Regions from separate parts of the Homo sapiens genome. Here region 1 is linked to region 2. Evidence: read pairs that join two places in POLR2A ChIA-PET (ENCODE). Cell type or tissue: OCI-LY7. All regions are shown on one strand. Links, peaks and the distances in the headings refer to the core of each region. The heading gives the core; the rest is flanking DNA.

What was found. Peaks named below come from ENCODE experiments on the same cell type or tissue, not always from the same donor. Only the 100,000 strongest peaks of a DNase experiment are listed, where the experiment ranks them.
Region 1: POLR2A ChIA-PET joins it to region 2 with 76 read pairs; 17 of 35 experiments call an interaction of 5 or more read pairs at or near these places.

What each region holds. Positions count from the first base shown.
Region 1 is chr20:5,590,499-5,598,866 of GRCh38, reverse strand. GPCPD1 (glycerophosphocholine phosphodiesterase 1) reads left to right here. Exons shown (of 20, transcript NM_019593.5): 3 at 46-142; 4 at 5,456-5,540. Among named protein-coding and RNA genes, the nearest start is that of GPCPD1, 16 kb to the left of the region's middle. RefSeq lists a silencer at 5,350-5,644. In OCI-LY7, for the core only: no CTCF peak of the experiment used is centred there; DNase peaks (open chromatin) are centred at 1,876, 4,516, 5,148 and 5,506; H3K4me3 peaks cover 6,235 bases; H3K27ac peaks cover 8,000 bases.
Region 2 is chr20:5,640,471-5,648,838 of GRCh38, reverse strand. No RefSeq gene overlaps it. Among named protein-coding and RNA genes, the nearest start is that of GPCPD1, 34 kb to the right of the region's middle. RefSeq lists enhancers at 1,187-1,326, 1,847-1,896. In OCI-LY7, for the core only: a CTCF peak has its summit at 3,354; DNase peaks (open chromatin) are centred at 691, 1,228, 1,978, 3,218 and 2 weaker places; H3K4me3 peaks cover 2,620 bases; H3K27ac peaks cover 7,093 bases.

The DNA of each region.
Region 1 (8,368 bases), core at 48-8,047, 50 kb after region 2:
ACTGATTGTTCTGTTTCTCTGTGACTGATTGTTCTGTTTCTTTAGGAGAAGTTTTTGCGATATGTGGAAGCTGTGATGCTTTGGGAAACTGGAATCCTCAAAATGCTGTGGCTCTTCTTCCAGAGAATGACACAGGTGAAAGGTGAGTATGGAAATGTGAGGTTACAGAATAACTGTGACATTAACCTTATGATGTTAGGGGCTTTTAAGATATCTTGGTATTTTTTCTTTTAGTTATAATTTTTATCAACATTATCACGTTGCATAGTTTTATGAGTGAAATAATTTTACAAAATTTGTGTGGGAAAAACAGGTTCCTCTCTTACTGTTAATCCCTGCCTCTCAACCACTTTCATTTCTTTTTTTTTTTTTAGATGTATTTTTTATTTTTACAACTCAGGATAATTGAATATACTTTTAATTCTTGACTGGTTCTTTAGGTACTTACCACCATAATTAGTTAGACAGGGTCTCACTCTGTTACCCAGGCTGGAGTACAGTGGTGTGATCCTAGCTCAATGCAGCCTTGAACTCCTGGGCTGAAGCGATCCTTGCGCCTCAGCCTCCTGAGTAGCTGTGACTATAGGCACCCATGACCATGCCTTGTTAATTGTGGTTGTTTTTTTGTTTTTTGTTTTTGGTGTGGAGATGGCATTACTTTTTTGTTTGTTTGTTTTTTGGGGTTTTTTTTGGCACAAAGGTGGTGTCTGGTTATGTTGCCCAGGCTGATCTCAAATTCCTGGACTTGAGATCCTCCCACCTTGCTTTCTTATTTGAAGAAACATTTTAAGGCATTAACATTTGTCTGGTCACTATATATTATTTTCTTCTTTTTAATTTTTTCTGATTTCTTTTTTTAATGGTAAGTACATATTCTTGATAAGAGATCTAATTTTTGTATTTGCCTATAAAAGTATTTCCTTGAAGTATGTGGTGTTAAAAGGAGCAGAGAGTGGAACACATACTTAGATAGCTTAGCTAATATGAAGAAATGTATTCACTAGTGGCATTGAATCCATCAGTAAACTTAGTATGGGCACAGTGGATGGAGAAAGGTAAATCTGGGTGTCAGCCACTCTTCTGCAGTTAAGTGTGAACTTGGGCGGCTGATGTCTGTAGGCCTCAGTTACCTCATCTGCATGATAAAAAGGGGTTAGCATAGATGAGTGGATGTCAGCAGAGGTGGCACTTACCCCACTGTGGATAGTTGGAAGTGTTATAGGTTTTCCTAAATAGCATACAAGTATATCCAGTGCCCGATTAGGTGATTGCTAAGGCTCTATTTTCCTGTAGAGCAGCATGTCTTAAAATGTGGCCTGTGCACCAGTACCAGTCCAAAAGACTTTTAAAAAAATCAATCCATGATGTGAGAAATACAAAAACTGAGAGCAAGCATTTAGAAATGTGTATAGCAGTTTGACTCCATGCATGTCACTGTGGACACATCTCATTGAACTGGGTATGTAGATCAGAATATTGGTCACCAGACAGGTTGAGTAAAGCAAACAAAAAATGCTGGTCATTCACAGCAAATAGTTTGAGGAGCACTGGTGGTAAAGCAACGGAAAATAACAAAGGAAAGTAAAAAAATAACAGTAATGTAAGCTAGGAGAAAGAAAATTAAAAAACACAGAACTCCCTTTTTTCTAGTTTGTCACTAGTATGACATATTTTCTCAGCCAATTCTCAGCTCTCCTTATAAGAGTTCTGTTGGTAAATAGTATTACTTTAATAGTATATATTCTTTACTAGTCTTTCACAGACTAGTATTTCCTTCAAGTGGCTATTTTTTCTTCGATTTTCAGATCAGCCACTCTGGTCTGAAGTGAAACCTCATATCTTTCTGAACTTGTCTCTAAAACACACCCCTGCCTGTCCTAAGTCAGTTTCAGCCAACTTGGTCAAAAAGATGTGAACAGGATAAGACACTTAACAATTTTAAGAGGACCAGTTGTTCATATGTTGTGCATGTACAATGAAATAGAATTGATTCACAGGTAGCAGATAAACAGTGTTTCACAGGGAGAAGGGAGTAGATACACAGGAATCCATGTGCCTTTAGACAATATTCGTGAGTTTTAAAATTGTGTTTCTTTGGAATTTTAATGTGCTCTGCATCTAAGTCTGCTGTGCCCCTGTCTTTCAGGGAGCGTCTTAAGCTTTCTCTTACCAGCTCTCCCTACCCACAGGCTCATGGCAGCTAGAGCTCTCCTGGAATTTTTTTCTGCTTAGAGAAAACTTGAAGGTCATGGTATTGTTTCCTAATACTGCTGAAGATGTGGGTCACTTGTGGTTTCATTTGCCCTCCTTGTAGATTTTATGGTATTTTGGGAAAGGATATAAGGGCAATTCAGAATTAGGCAGCTGCACTAAACCACCATATGACTACCCGTCTTTCCTGGTTTTGATTTAATTTCATCAGATTATTTTGTCTTTAGTTCACCAAATAGTTCTGATTCTTTTTTTAAAATTTTTTAGACAGGGTCTCATTCTGTCACACAGGCTGGAGTGCGATGACACGATTTCGGTTCACTCTAACCTCAAACTCCTGGGCTCCGGTGATCTTCCTGCCTCAGCCTCTCGAGTAGCTAGGTGTACACCATCATGCCCAGCTCATTAAAATTTTTTTATAGAGATGAGGTTTCACTGTGTTGAGACCTAGGCTGTTTGTGAACTCCTGGCTCAAGCTGCCCTCCCGCCTCAGCCTCCCAGCGTGCTGGGTATAAGCCACTATGCCTGGGTTCTGGTTCATTCTTAAATTTGCCACATTTGCTTAGACAAGTGGAGTAAAAAGACTCACTGCTTTGCCTTCTTCATCTCTTGTTTTCATTTAGTGGTTCTTTACCAGGGATCGCATTAGAATCACTTGGGAGGACTTGAAAAAAAATACACATACCTAGATCCTGCTCCTGGAGATTGAGAAATAATGGCTGAGGGAGAGGCGGCAGCACGTTTTTCACAGCTTATTAGTAATTCTACTCTGCACTAGTGGGGCTAGTTTCACATGCTCCAACTGGCTGTTTTGGAGATGAGGTAGTACTGGGAATTTGTCCCCCCCCCTTTTTTTCTTTTTGGGGTAGCAGAAATGGCAACTTTCTATTCTTAATTGGAAGAGTCCACCTGGAAACCTCTGTTGAAAAGGATTCTGAGGCTTATTGGGGAAAAATAGGGAACATGTGTCAAGCATTTGCTATTCTTTTTTTGTTTTTGTTTTTGTTTTTGTTTTGAGATGGAATCTCACTCTGTCACCCAGGCTGGAGTACAGTGGCGCGATCTGGGCTCACTGCAACCTCAGCCTCCCAGGTTCAAGTGATTCGCCTGCCTCAGCCTCCTGAGTAGCTGGGATTACAGGCTTGTGCCATCTCGCCTGGCTAATTTTTATATTTTTTGTAGAAATGTGGTTTCATAATGTTGGTCAGGCTGGTCTTGAACTCCTGACCTCATGATCCGCCCACCTCAGCCTCCCAAAGAGTTGGGATTACAGGCGTGAGCCACCACGCCTGGCAGCATTTGCTATTCTTGCTTTAAAGCAGTGATTTTTACTTATTTATTATTTATTTATTTTTTATTATTATACTTTAAGTTCTAGGGTACATGTGCAGAACGTGCAGGTTTGTTACATATATATACATGTTCCATGTTGGTTTGTTTAAAGCAGTGATTTTTAAAAATGTACATACCTTAATTAAAAAATACTTTATTGCTAAAAAATGATACAATCATTTGAGCCTTTAGTGAATTGCAATCTTTTTGCTGGTGGAGAGTTTTGTCTCAATGTTGATGGCTGCTAACTGATCAGAGTCGTGGTTGCTGAAGGTTGAAGGACAGTGTCAATTTCTTAAAATAAGACAGTGAAGTTTACTACATTGATTAACTGTTCCTTTCATGAAAGATTTTTCTGTAGCATGCAATCACCATAACAGATATAATAATAACAAAAAAGTTTGAAACATTATGAGATTTGCCAAACTGTGACATAGACACGAAGTAAGCACATGTTGTTGGGAAAATGGCACTGATAGACTTGCTCGACTCAAGTTTGCCACAGACCTTCAATTTGTAAAAAACACAGTATCTGTGAAGTATAATAAAGTGCAATACAATGAGCTATATCTGTATTTATTTTAGGAGCTAAGCTTGTATCAGAGTAAGGACAATGCCCTAAAACCTGTCTTAGCAGAGCCAGGTAGGGCTAAACTACTCATGCTGAATTAACGTTTGGTTAATGGTCTATGACAGGGGTTCTCAAAGTGTTTATAAAAGTTACCTGGAGGCGGCCGGGCCTGGTGGCTCATGCCTGTAATCCCAGCACTTTGGGAGGCCGAGGCGGTTGGATCATGAGGTCAGGAGATCGAAACCATCCTGGCTAATGCGGTGAAACCCGTCTCTACTAAAAATAAAAAAACAAAGTTAGCCAGGCGTGGTGGCGGGTGCCTGTAGTCCCAGCTACTGGGGACGCTGAGGTGGGAGAATAGCATGAACCCGGGAGGCGGAGCTTGCAGTGAGCTGAGATCGCGCCACTGCACTTCACTCTGGGTGACAGAGCAAGACTCCGTCTCAAAAAAAAAAAAGTTACCTGGAGGCTTGTTAAAATACAGGTTACTGGGCCCCCACCCCCAGAGTTCCTAATTCAATAAGTCTGGGTAGGGCCTGAGAATTTGCATTTCTAAGAAGCTCCCAGCTACTAATGATGGTCTGGGACCATGCTGTGGATAGCACTAGTTTATTATTTGAAGCTAAAACTCAGTTACAGTAATGAATTGTAGTGAATTCTTGACCTTAAGGCAGCTGTTGAGTCAAATCTTTAGTTTCTGTTAGAATAACATAGTTCAGAGAAAGACATTGGCCTGAAACAAGATACAGGTTCTGACTGCTTGTCTGAGGAATAGCCAGAGCCTGGGTAGGACAGCTTAGAATAACGGATAGTCAAGAATAGGAGTGTAACTCATGTTTATCTCTCATTTGTGACACAAAAGCTGCGACCCAAAGTCTCTTATCAGCCATGTAACATCCCTCGCTAAGTGGGAAGTCACAGAAGATTCTGACTCTGGCTTCCACTTTTGTACAACTTGAATTTTCTGTTTGGAAACTTATCCTGGCTCTTTATATGGCTGGTTCCTTCTCATCATTTAGACCTGAGCTCAGACAGCGCTTCCTCATTAAAACCTTCCTTCCTTTTAAAAGCCTCCTCCAGAACTTCGTTCTGTCTATCTTCTTTGGTTATTTTTCTGTCTACCCACACAGCAAAGGAAGCTCTTTGAAGATAAGGCTCTTTCTGCAGTATATACCCCTGTGTTCCCATTGCCTGCTACAGAGTAGGCCTGTAAAATTTTGTGTAGGAATAAATAAGTGATATTGGTCATACGTTTTATTTGAGGAGTTTTGTGAATTAAGAAGTCTTTATGCACTGTAGTTTGATATTGATGCTGCTGCTTTTAATTTTCTTTCTTCACAGCATGCTATGGAAAGCAACCATTGTACTCAGTAGAGGAGTATCAGTTCAGTATCGCTACTTCAAAGGGTACTTTTTAGAACCAAAGGTATGTTTTCTTTATCTAGTTTCCAATTCCTTTAGCACTTCCTTCAAAAGCAACTCACTTAAGTTTGAACACGTTCAAAGTAAAATGCATTTGCTTTGGTCAAATAAGGAATAGAACTCTTGATTAATAAAATTTACCAAAACCAAGGAAGTAGCCACTTCAGAGGCAGATGATGTCTGCCATGGAATTTTAAAAAGACATAGTAAGTATGTTCTGCAGTATTCTTATGAAATTGGTTTTAATGTGTTCTCTGTAAGTGTGCATTTTCGGTAACTTTTGTAAACTAGTTAGGAACCACTTGCAGAGCTTTTACTTTTGGTTTTGTTTTTTAATCCTTATGTGATGTAAATACATTTAGAGAAGTATATAGCCTGTTTTAAGTGAGTAATTAAAAAAATTATTTCACAGCAGCCATCTCTTAGTGGCTGTGTTAACTCTGATCAAAATTTAATTGATTCCTTTTAGATTTTTTCAAAGATGTTATTGATAAGACCCCTATCTTTTCTGGAGGCCTTTGGCATATCTATTCTAAATTTGCCTGTTCACAATTCATTATTTTGGGATTGTTTTCATATTCAGAAAAGAAAAAAAGTTAATCATTTTCCTTTTATTCTAAAGATACTTATTTGCTGAAAGGATTCTTTTCCTTCAGACTTTTACATTTGACACCCTTGGGCTGCATATGAACAAGGGTTTAGGCAGGGGTCTAGGATACAAATCATGGATTAGCTCTTGTTAAAAAATGTATTTCCTTTGGGAGTCATTAAGTGTTTTTGTTACGTGTGAAAAATGCAAGCAGCCACTGTTACCTCGTGCTCTTAGCCACCATTATACAAAGAAAAGAGACAAAATGACAAAAAATGACAAACCCACTTTAGCTGTCTTTTGCACCTATTACGTTTCTTGTTCCAAGAATATTTTGTGAATACACAGTAATTGAACTTAAATTACATTGTGGTTGATCATTGTGTTGGCTTTTCTTGACAATAGTTTCACTTTAACTTAAGAAAAGGGCATCTCATTTATTTGGCATGGGGTTATGCATCATGGTAAAGTTCTTTAGTATAACTTAAGCAATTGTGTGTAGATACATAGGTCATAGATATGGAAAGTTTACCTGAGGATCCTGGTATATGAAATTTAGCTTTGTAATATGTGAAACCAACTAAATTTTACTTAGGGGAGTTTGGATGAGAAAGATGATAATGAGTTCTTTGGGCATAGTTTTCTAAAGTAAGACTATTGTCAACACAGGTCAAATTAAGCCAACCTAAGTATTTATCCTCTTCATTGAAAATGTTACCAAAAGCAGCAGATCAGTCCAAAATACCTTTTGAAAAAATTGGCAAGAAGTCTGCTTAACAGTAAAAACAAGTTTTTCTCCTTGTAATACTTGCAAAAGTTTACAGTATGTGTTGGTGAGTGTGTTTCTTTAAGTAGGTGCTCTGTATCGTGTACACATGTACCGTGTGATGCAGGGGCTGCCATGGTAAGTATGTTTTTCATGGAATCGAGTAAATAGCTACATAAAATCCCATGCATATGGCTACAGTTTTTTTCTCCACATGCCAGCTTAATGTGACACTTTAAAAAAGTTGGTGGCGCTTTTTAAATAAAACATTTTTAATAGAAGTATTATGAAACTTTGTCTAGTTGTACATTGTCAAATAATAGAAGTAATGTGCAAGGCATCTTAAATTGTGAAATGATGTAAATTATTGGAATACATAATGTTACGAATATAAAGAATGATAGGAAAACAAATAATGAAAGCATTAAAAAGCTGAAATGGGAGAAAGGTTAATTTTACTGTGTTGAAAGTTTTAGGAGGTAATCTACCCAGGCAGTTTTGGAACCAAAGCTAAAAGTTTTGCGATTATGGACAAGCCAGTTGACCTTTAGGCTTTAGCCTCCTCATCTATAAAACAAAAGGTTTGAACTACAGATTTTTAGATCCTTTCATTGCAAAATTTTATTGAGTAAATGAAATTTTACCATTCATTTTTCTTCCATGCACTGCTTTTTCTGGCATATTCCTTTTAGTTTAGAAGAGTCCTGAAATCGTTTTTCTCAGTTTTTCACAATGACGTGTTCTCTTTGTGAATTAAGATAAGGTGTTAATGTGTTACATTTTAAAATAATTTCACAGATGACAAAACAAAATAGTATCTTATTTGAACATAGCACACAAAAGTAGTGAGTATTCCTGGAATGAAAACATTGGTATGAATCTGCAGGTAGTCCACTGATGTCACATCTTCACCAAAGATACTTTCTGAATTAACATGTAATTTCAACTTTTTTTTTTCTGTATCCACCCCTCTTTGCTTGTGGGTAGAATTAGGGATGTTTCCTCATAGTCAAATGTTAGCCAGTTTTTCATTGTATCCTTTGAAATTTTTCCTTCATTTTTGTAGAAATACATCTTTATTTTTCAGCACATATCTATGTTTCTAACTTTCATAGCTGCTAACATTCACTCATAATTAGATTCATTACAAACTATCTTATTTTGACCTCGATCTCCCTTGAGTTTTAAGTCCTTCCTTTAACAAGACAATCAGTCACCTGCGATAGATAATTATTTTCAGAATAGTCTAGTTTGTCATTTTGTACAATAGTTTATTAGTATCTAAAATTCTTCTGAATAGTAAATACTGTCAGGTGTTAACTTGAGATTTGAATACTCTCAGAGAGTCTGTTGGCCTAGCTTCCTTTGCTTTACTCATGCCTAGGTGACTGTTTCTTTTACTGGTTGTACTAAAAATAGAGATTTTTTTTTTTGAGACAGAGTCTTGTTCTGTCGCCCAGGCTGGAGTGCAGTGGCA
Region 2 (8,368 bases), core at 28-8,027:
GTCCCAGCTGCTTGGGAGGCTGAGGTAGGAAAATTGCTCGAACCCGGGAGGTGGAGGTTACAGTGAGCTGAGATAGCACCACTGCACTCCAGCTTGGGTGACAGAACAAGACTCCATCTCAAAGAAAATAATAATAATAATAATAATAATAATAATAATAATAGTAATAATAGAAGTGATAGGTTTTTGTTTGTTTTTGTTTTTAGACAAGAACTTACTTTGTTGCCCAGGTTGGAGTGCAGAGGTGCCATCTCAGCTCGCTGCAACTTCTGCCTCCTGGGTTCAAGCAGTTATCGTGCCTCAGCCTCCCGAGTACCTGGAATTACAGGCGCACGCCACCACACCCGGCTACTTTTTATATTTTTGGTTGAGATGGGCTTTCACCATGTTGGCCAGGCTGGCCTCAAACTCCTGGCCTCAAGTCATCTGCCCACCTCGGCCTCCCAAAGTGCTGGGATTACAGACATGAGCCACTGCATCCAGCCTAGATTTTTTTCTTTTTTAAGTGAGAATGTTGGAGGAGGTGATCCCTCAGGTCTCTTCCAGCTCTGAGATATTTTGTTTTGTTTTGTGTCTTGCTTTACTTTCTGGAAGTGACAGTGTTTGAAGGAGGCCCATGCCTGTGGGACCAAATTAAACAGAGCTCAGAGCTGGCCAATCTGTCTGACTCATTGAGAACAGAAGCACACACCCTGTTAGCATTTGTTGAGCAATGAAGACAGAGTTGCGTCTTGTGTCTCCTGTCTCATAGCATTTCTTAAGTTCTTTCAGAATTTCACCAGACACTGAATTCGAGATAGAGCTGATGTCGTTTTTTTTCTTTTTTTTTTTTTGAGATGGAGTTTCGCTCTTGTTGCCCAGGCTGGAGTGCAGTGGCGCCATGTCGGCACACTGAAATCTCCTCATCCCGGCCGGGTTCAAGCAATTCTCCTGCCTCAGCCTCCCAAGTAGCTGGGACTACAGGCACCCGCCACCACACCCGGCTAATTTTTTGTATTTTTAGTAGAGACGGGGTTTCACCATGTTGGCCAGGATGGTCTCAAACTCTTGACCTCAGGTGATCCACCCGCCTTGGTCTCCCAAAGTGCTGGGATTACAGCATGAGCCACTGCACCTGGCCAGAGCTGGTGTAATTTTCTACATAGAAGTTAAACTGGGTAACTCAGTTCAGAGCCCAGTACGAACAACCCCTTTAGAAGCAGCCAATCTGGAGGCAATATAGGTCATAAAAAAAAGAAAAATAGAAGCAGCCAAGAAAATGGCCTTAGCAGCTACAGCATGCTTGGACAGTTTAGGGAAATCTCTTAGCCCAGTCATGATTCTTATGGTTAAAACAACGACAGCAACAAAAATATTTCTCTTGATATTCTTTTAAAAGTTTTCACTGAGTCCTGAATAGAGACTGTATTAAAGTGGCATGAGAAAATGCAAAAGCATTTCAGCTCTACCTCAAGCTTTCTTCCTTATAGAAACAAATATAAACAAACAACTAACCACATTTCCTCCTCAACGTTTCCTCAGGGACAGATGAGCCTGGGAATTTTGCCCTTTATGGTATCTAGTGACTCACTTTTCTTTTTTTTTGAGATGGAGTCTCGCTCTGTCGCCCAGGCTGGAGTGCAGTGGCATGATCTCTGCTCACTACAAGCTCCACCTCCCGGGTTCACGCCATTCTCGTGCCTCAGCCTCCCGAGTGGCTGGGACTACAGGTGCCCACCACCATGCCCAGCTAATTTTTGTATTTTTAGTAGAGATGGGGTTTCACCATCTTGGCCAGGCTGGTCTTGAACTCCTGACCTTGTGATCCACCCACATCAGCCTCTGGACATGCTGGGATTACAGGTGTGTGCCGTCGCACCCAGCTGCACTTAATTTTTAATTTAACTTTATTATTTTTTTGAGACAGGGTCTCAGTCTGTCACCCAGTCTGGAGTGCAGTTGCATAATCACGGTTCGCTCGACTTCCTGGGCTTAGGTGATCCCCCCACCTCTGCGTCTTGAGTAGCTGGGACTACAGGTGCATGCCACCACACCTGGCTAATTTTTCTATTTTTGTAGAGATGGGGTTTCATCATGTTGCCCAGGCTGATCTCAAACTTCTGGGCTCAAGCAATCTGCCCACCTTGCCTTCCCAACTTGCTGGATTACAAGTGTCAGGCACTGTGCCCGGCCTCCAACATTTATAAAAGTCATAAATCACCTTTGTTGAGTTATAGATCTAGAAATTTTAGCTCACAAAGGAGCCTATATTCTTTGTGGTATCAAGTGACTCACTTTCTTTTTCTTTTTCTTTTTTTTTTTTTTTGAGATGGAGTTTCACTCTTGTTGCCCAGGCTGGGGCTGGAGTGCAGTGGCGCCATGTCGGCTCACTGCAACCTCCTCATCCCGGGCTCAAGCGATTCTCCTGCCTCAGCCTCCCAGCTACTCGGGAGGCTAAGCAGGAGAATCGCTTGAACCCAAGAAGTGGAGGTTGCAGTGAGCTGAGATCATGCCATTGCACTCCAGCCTGGGCAACAAGAGCGAAACTCCGTTTCAAAAAAAAAAAAAAAAAAATTAGCTGGGCATAGTGGCACGTGCCTGTAATCCCAGCTACTAGGGAGGCTGAGTCAGGAGACTTGCTTGAACCTGGGAGGCAGAGGTTGCAGTGAGCCGAGATTGTGCCACTGAACTCCAGCCTGCGCGACAGAGCGAGACTTCGTCTCAAAAAATAAAATAAAATAAAATAAAAATGCTGGAAAGCAGGAGCTTCAGTAAGTTTAATTCTCCGAAAACTTGCTGGTGATTTGTATGCCATACTTAGTGATTTATTAACAAAACAGAAGAGAAGCTGTTCAAGTTGTTAGAAGAGAATTCAAATTCCTGAGTAGGTTTTACCCAAATAAGTGACAACTTCAATCACATAATTATTGGGTGATCTGTTGTCAGCTCCGTGCATATGACCTAAGTTTTCACCTTAGAAACAAAAGGGAGAAGTTGTACTTTACAGGGTATGTTTTCTACATGTGGATAGTGTCAATGAAAAAAAATTTGAAAGTGCTGGAGCCCATTCTGGAGTTTCATGCATGCACTCATATAGCATTTGAGTTGAGTTCAAACCCTTTTTCACTCTACCAAGGTCCATCTCATGGGACTTTGGTCTTAGAGGAGGAATAAAAAGAGAACAACAATGAGCTCTAATATAAAACACAGGAAATGAGACTCGTGAGAAAGTTATTCTCGTCTTTACGTGTTCGGTTGAATGCCGCTGTGTCATGTAGGGCCAAGATTGCAGCAAAACAGGATCTGGGTCATTACACACTTTCCACTGAAGGGGGTCTCAAGAGTATCCTCATTTTGGGTTTGAGATGCCGATTCACCTTATCAGTATTTACTTTTTAAAAACTAGTTGGGTTTTTTTGAGACAGAGTCTCACTCTGTCACACAGGCTGGAGTGCAGTGGCACAATCTTGGCTCACTGCAGCCTCAACTTCCCAGGTTCAAGTGATCCTCCCACCTCAGCCTCCCAAGTAGCTGGGACTATAGGTGTGTACCCCCATGCTCAGTTAGCCTTTCAATTTTTAGATATGGGTGGAATTGGGTATGACTGGTCATATCCAGCAGGATGCCCAGTTAGGAGAGAAGCAGTTTGTTGTTTATGTGGTGTTTGATTTGTCTAAAATCTAACAAGTTCCTAAAAAGTCTTTCTGTTTCCTCATTTGTGGAAAAATTGGGTTGGCATTATGACTGTGGGAATAACTGTGAGGACTGAGGGGAAGAAGGAGCTAAAAAGAGAATAAAGGAAACAAAGAAGCTTACTTCAGATAGGATGGTCAGAAAGTCTGCTTTAGTGGACAATAATTAAGCTAAGGCCCAGAGGAAGAGACAAAGCTAGCATGGGAAGAGTAGGGGAAGAGCTTCTAGGATGAAGGAACAGTATAGCAAAGACCTCTAGGCTGGACAGGACTGGCATTGTGTGCCAAAGACAGAGTGGCATGAAATGAGCTTGCACTTGGGAGGATGGGTAGAAGCCAGGTCCTGTAGCAGTTTAGAGGACACTACAAGTTTATTTTTATTTATTTATTTATTTTGAGATGGAGTCTTGCTCTGTCATCCAGGCTGGAGTGCAGTGGCGCGATCTCAACTCACCCCAACCTCTGCCTCCTGGGTTCAAGTGATTCTCCTGCCTCAGCCTCCCAAGTAGCTGGGATTACAGGTGCCTGCCACTATGCCTGGCTAATTTTTGTATTTTTAGTAGAGACAGGTTTCGCCATGTTGGCCAGGCTGGTCTCCAACTCCTGACCTCAGGTGATTGGCCTGCCTTGGCCTCCCAGAGTGCTGGGATTACAGGTGTAAGCCACTGTGCCAGGCCTAAGTTTATATTTAGTTCTAAGTGTAGTGGGAATCCAATGAAGGATGTTGCATAGACTGTGAGTGATCTGATTTTTATTTTTTAAGATAGACCTATTTTCTGGGTAGAGAATGGGTTGGATAGGGCAAGGAGATGGGGTGGTAATGGAGAGGGTAAGGAGGTGGGGTGGTAATGGAGGTGGACAAGTTTGAAATGGCTTTGGATACAGAATGAACAAGACTTGTGATGAATTGGATGTAGAGAGTGGGGAGAAAAAATGAATCCAGATATAATGAAATTTCCTACTAGTGTGGTTAAATAGGAGGTGGTGCTACCTACAAGACAAGTAAGGCCTACTGTGGGAGAACAGGTTTGGGAAGGGAGGAACCAAGGCGATACATTGTGCTGTCTATGAATTTCCTGGTTGGAATATTAAGAAGGCAGGTGAATTATAACAGTCTGAAGTTCCAGGAAGAGATCAGGGCTGGAGATATAAATGTTGATAATGCTGGTATCAAGATGGCATTAAAGCCATGGGATTGGATAAAATCATTCAGAAAGAGAACAGAGGAGCTCCAGTAGTGCAATTGCTTAAAGTGCAGTACTTATATGACAGAAAGCACAGAAAGAGCAGAGATGTGGCTGGGTGTGGCGGCTCACGCCTGTAATCCCAGTATTTTGGGAGACCAAGGCGAGTGGATCACCTGAAGTCAGGATTCCGAGACCAGCCTGGCCAATGTGGTGAAACCCCATCTCTACTAAAAATACCAAAACTAGCGGGGAGTAGTGGCACATGCCTGTAATCCCAGCTACTTGGGAGGCAGGATAGTGCGGAGGTTGCAGTGAGCCGAGACCCTGCCATTGCACTCCAGCCTGACTCCACCTCAAAAAAAAAGAAAAGAAAAAGAGAAGACACGCAATGATTAAGATTCTCAGCTTTATTATTATTATTCTCTTTTTATTAAAAAGTAGAGATGGGAGCCATGCGCGGTGGTTCACACCTGTAATCCCAGCACTTTGGGAGGCTAAGGCAGACAGATCACTTGAGGTCAGGGGTTGGAGACCAGGCTAGTCAACATGGTGAAACTTCGTCTTTATTAAAATGCAAAAATTAGCCAGCCACGGTGGCAGGCACCTGTAATCCCAGCTGCTCAGGAGGCTGAGGCAGGAGAATCTCTTGAAACCGGGAGGCGGAGGTTGCAGTGAGCTGAGATCATGCCACTGCACTCTAGCCTGGGTGACAGAGTGAAACTCCCTCTCAAAAAAATAAATAAATAAATAAAAGTTGAGATGGGGGTCTCACTATACTGGCCAGTCTGGTCTTGAACTCCTGTCTTCAAGTGATTTTCCCACCTCAACCTCCCAAAGTTCTGAGATTACATGCATGAGCCACTGTGCCTGACCAGGATCCTTAACATTTAGAGGTTGGATAATGGAGGAAGACCTTAAATAGATGGCCAGGGAGATGACAAACAAGGAGAAAATGGCATCCCTGAAACTAGAAGGAAAGTATTTTCAGAAACAGTGAGTGGTCAATTGAGTCAATGTTGCTTAGAGATCAGAAAACACAAAACAGAAAAATGTCCAGTGGGTTAGGCAACATGGAGTCCTTGTTGGCCATAATGAAAGCAGGTTCAGTGAAGTGGTGGTTGGGGCAAAAGCCAAGCCAGAGGGAAGTAGATGGCAGGCAGAGGGCATTCTTCCAAGAAATTTGGCCCAGATGAAAGTAGTTTAAAAAACCCTTTGCTTCTTCTCTGTGTGTTGTGAAAGAACAAAGCTCTAAGGTTATTGTCTTATTGCAGTCTGGTTTTCCCTTCCTGTTTTGATTGCAAAGTTCACTTTGCTTCAATTTTCAATTAACAGTAACTGGAAAATCATCTCCTTTCATCACAGCGTGAAACCTGCACAGCATTGTCCTGTAAAGCAACTACTAATTACATTGGCACAAGTAAACTTCCTGAAAGACTGTGTCCTTGTTGAATAAAGATATCATTCAAGCGACCCTGATTTCTTCTTAGAAGCTAAAAATATCTTTCCATCTTCTTAAAACCAATTAATTATTCAGGAGAAATATTCTCCTTCTAGTCTGGCCAAGAGATTGAAAATGACCTTTTAAGGGCAAGGGCAGCTTGTCTCCTTCTGTTAGTGCAAAAATAACATTGAAAGAGGAAAAATGGGTCTGTCATTCTCACTTCTGTTTTCCCTCCTCTTCTGCAACACGTGTCAAGGACAACCAGGTCTCAAGAACTTCATCTCTATTCCCAGCTCTGGGACTCAAATTAGTGCTTGAGTTTTCCTTAAAATGATCCTGGCTCCAATATTACATACCTCCTTTGTTTCCTCTTTTTTTTTTTAGATGGAGTCTCGCTCAGTTGCCCAGGCTGGAGCACAGTCAGCGCACTGCAACCTCCGCCTCCCAGGTTCAAGCGATTCTTCTGCCTCAGCCTCCTGAGTAGCTAGGATTATGGGTGCACACTACCACTCCTGGCTAATTTTTATATTTTTAGTAGAGACTGGGTTTCACCATGTTGGCCAGGCTGGTCTTGAATTCTTGAGCTCCCGTGATCTGCCTGCCTTGGCCTCCCAAAGTGCTGGGATTACAGGCGTGAGCCACCGCACCCAGCCTCCTCACCTTTTTAAAATTAATTTTTAAAATTTTCTGTAGAGATGGGTTGTTACCATGTTGCCCAGGCTGGTCTCGAACTCCTAGACTGAAGTGACTCTTTTGCCTCAGCCTCCCAAAGTGCTGGGATTACAGGCATGAGCCACCACGCTTAGCCTGTCTCTTCTTTTCTCCCCTCAATATTAGCTTTCCCTTGGCCCAGTCTCCCACCACCTCCTGGTGTTCATACCCTTTCTCATTGAATAGGACTGACCTATGTGACCAATGGGATATTACAGAAATGACAGAGGATGGCTTCTGAGGCTAGCTCACACAAAAACATTGCAGCCTGATCCTTGTTCTCTCTTGGATTGCTTACTCTGAGGAAGGCTGCCATCATATCATGAGAACAGTAAAGCAGTCCCTCATAGGGAGGCTCTGAAGGTTCCGGCTAATAACCAGCACTATGTGAGCAAGCCCTCTTGGAAGTAAATCTGCCAGCCCCAGGCAAGCCTTCAGATAACTACAACCCCAGCTGACATCTTGTCTGCAGCCTCCCAAGAAACCCCAAACCAGAACCACTCAGCTAAACTGCTTCTAGTCTTCTGACCCACAGAAACTGCAATATAAAATGTTTATTGTTTCAAGCCACTAAGTTTGGGGTGAATTGTTATATGGCAATAGATAAATAATACATCGCTGGGATTAAATGACTGGGAACAGCTTCATGACCTCCGGGAAGGAAAGGTTCACATATATTAAAGAGGATTGTTTTAAATTCAGGTATGTAATTGAGGAATTTTAGAAAACAGAAAACATGGGGTGAAGGATCCAAGGCAGGGGGTAAGGAGAGGAGACAGTTTTTCTGTGCATATGCATGTTTTGAGATGCAGGAAAGAGCAGAAGGGGCCGGGTGCAGTGGCTCACGCCTGTAATCCCAGCACTTTGGCAGCCTGAGGAGGGTGGATCACCTGACGTCAGGAGTTCAAGACCAGCCTGGCCAACATGACAAAACCCTGTCTCTACTAAAAATACAAAAATCAGCAGGGTGTGGTGGTGGGCACCTGTAGTCCCAGCTACTCAGGAGGCCAAGGCAGGAGAATTGCTTGAACCAGGAGGTGGAAGTTGCAGTGAGCCAAATTGCACCACTGCACTCCAGCCTGGGCAACAGAGTGAGACTCTGTCTGAAGAAAAAAAAAAAAAAAGGCCGGCCATGGTGGCTCACGCCTATAATCCCAGCACTTTGGGAGGTTGAGGCAGACAGATCACTTGAGGTCAGGGGTTCAAGACCAGCCTGGCCAACATGGTGAAACCCCGTCTCTACTAAAAATACAAAAATTAGCCAGGCTTGGTTGGTGGGCACCTGTAACCCTAGCTACTTGGGAGGCTGAGGCAGGAGAATCACTTGAACCCAGCAGGCAGAGGTTGCAGTAAGTCGA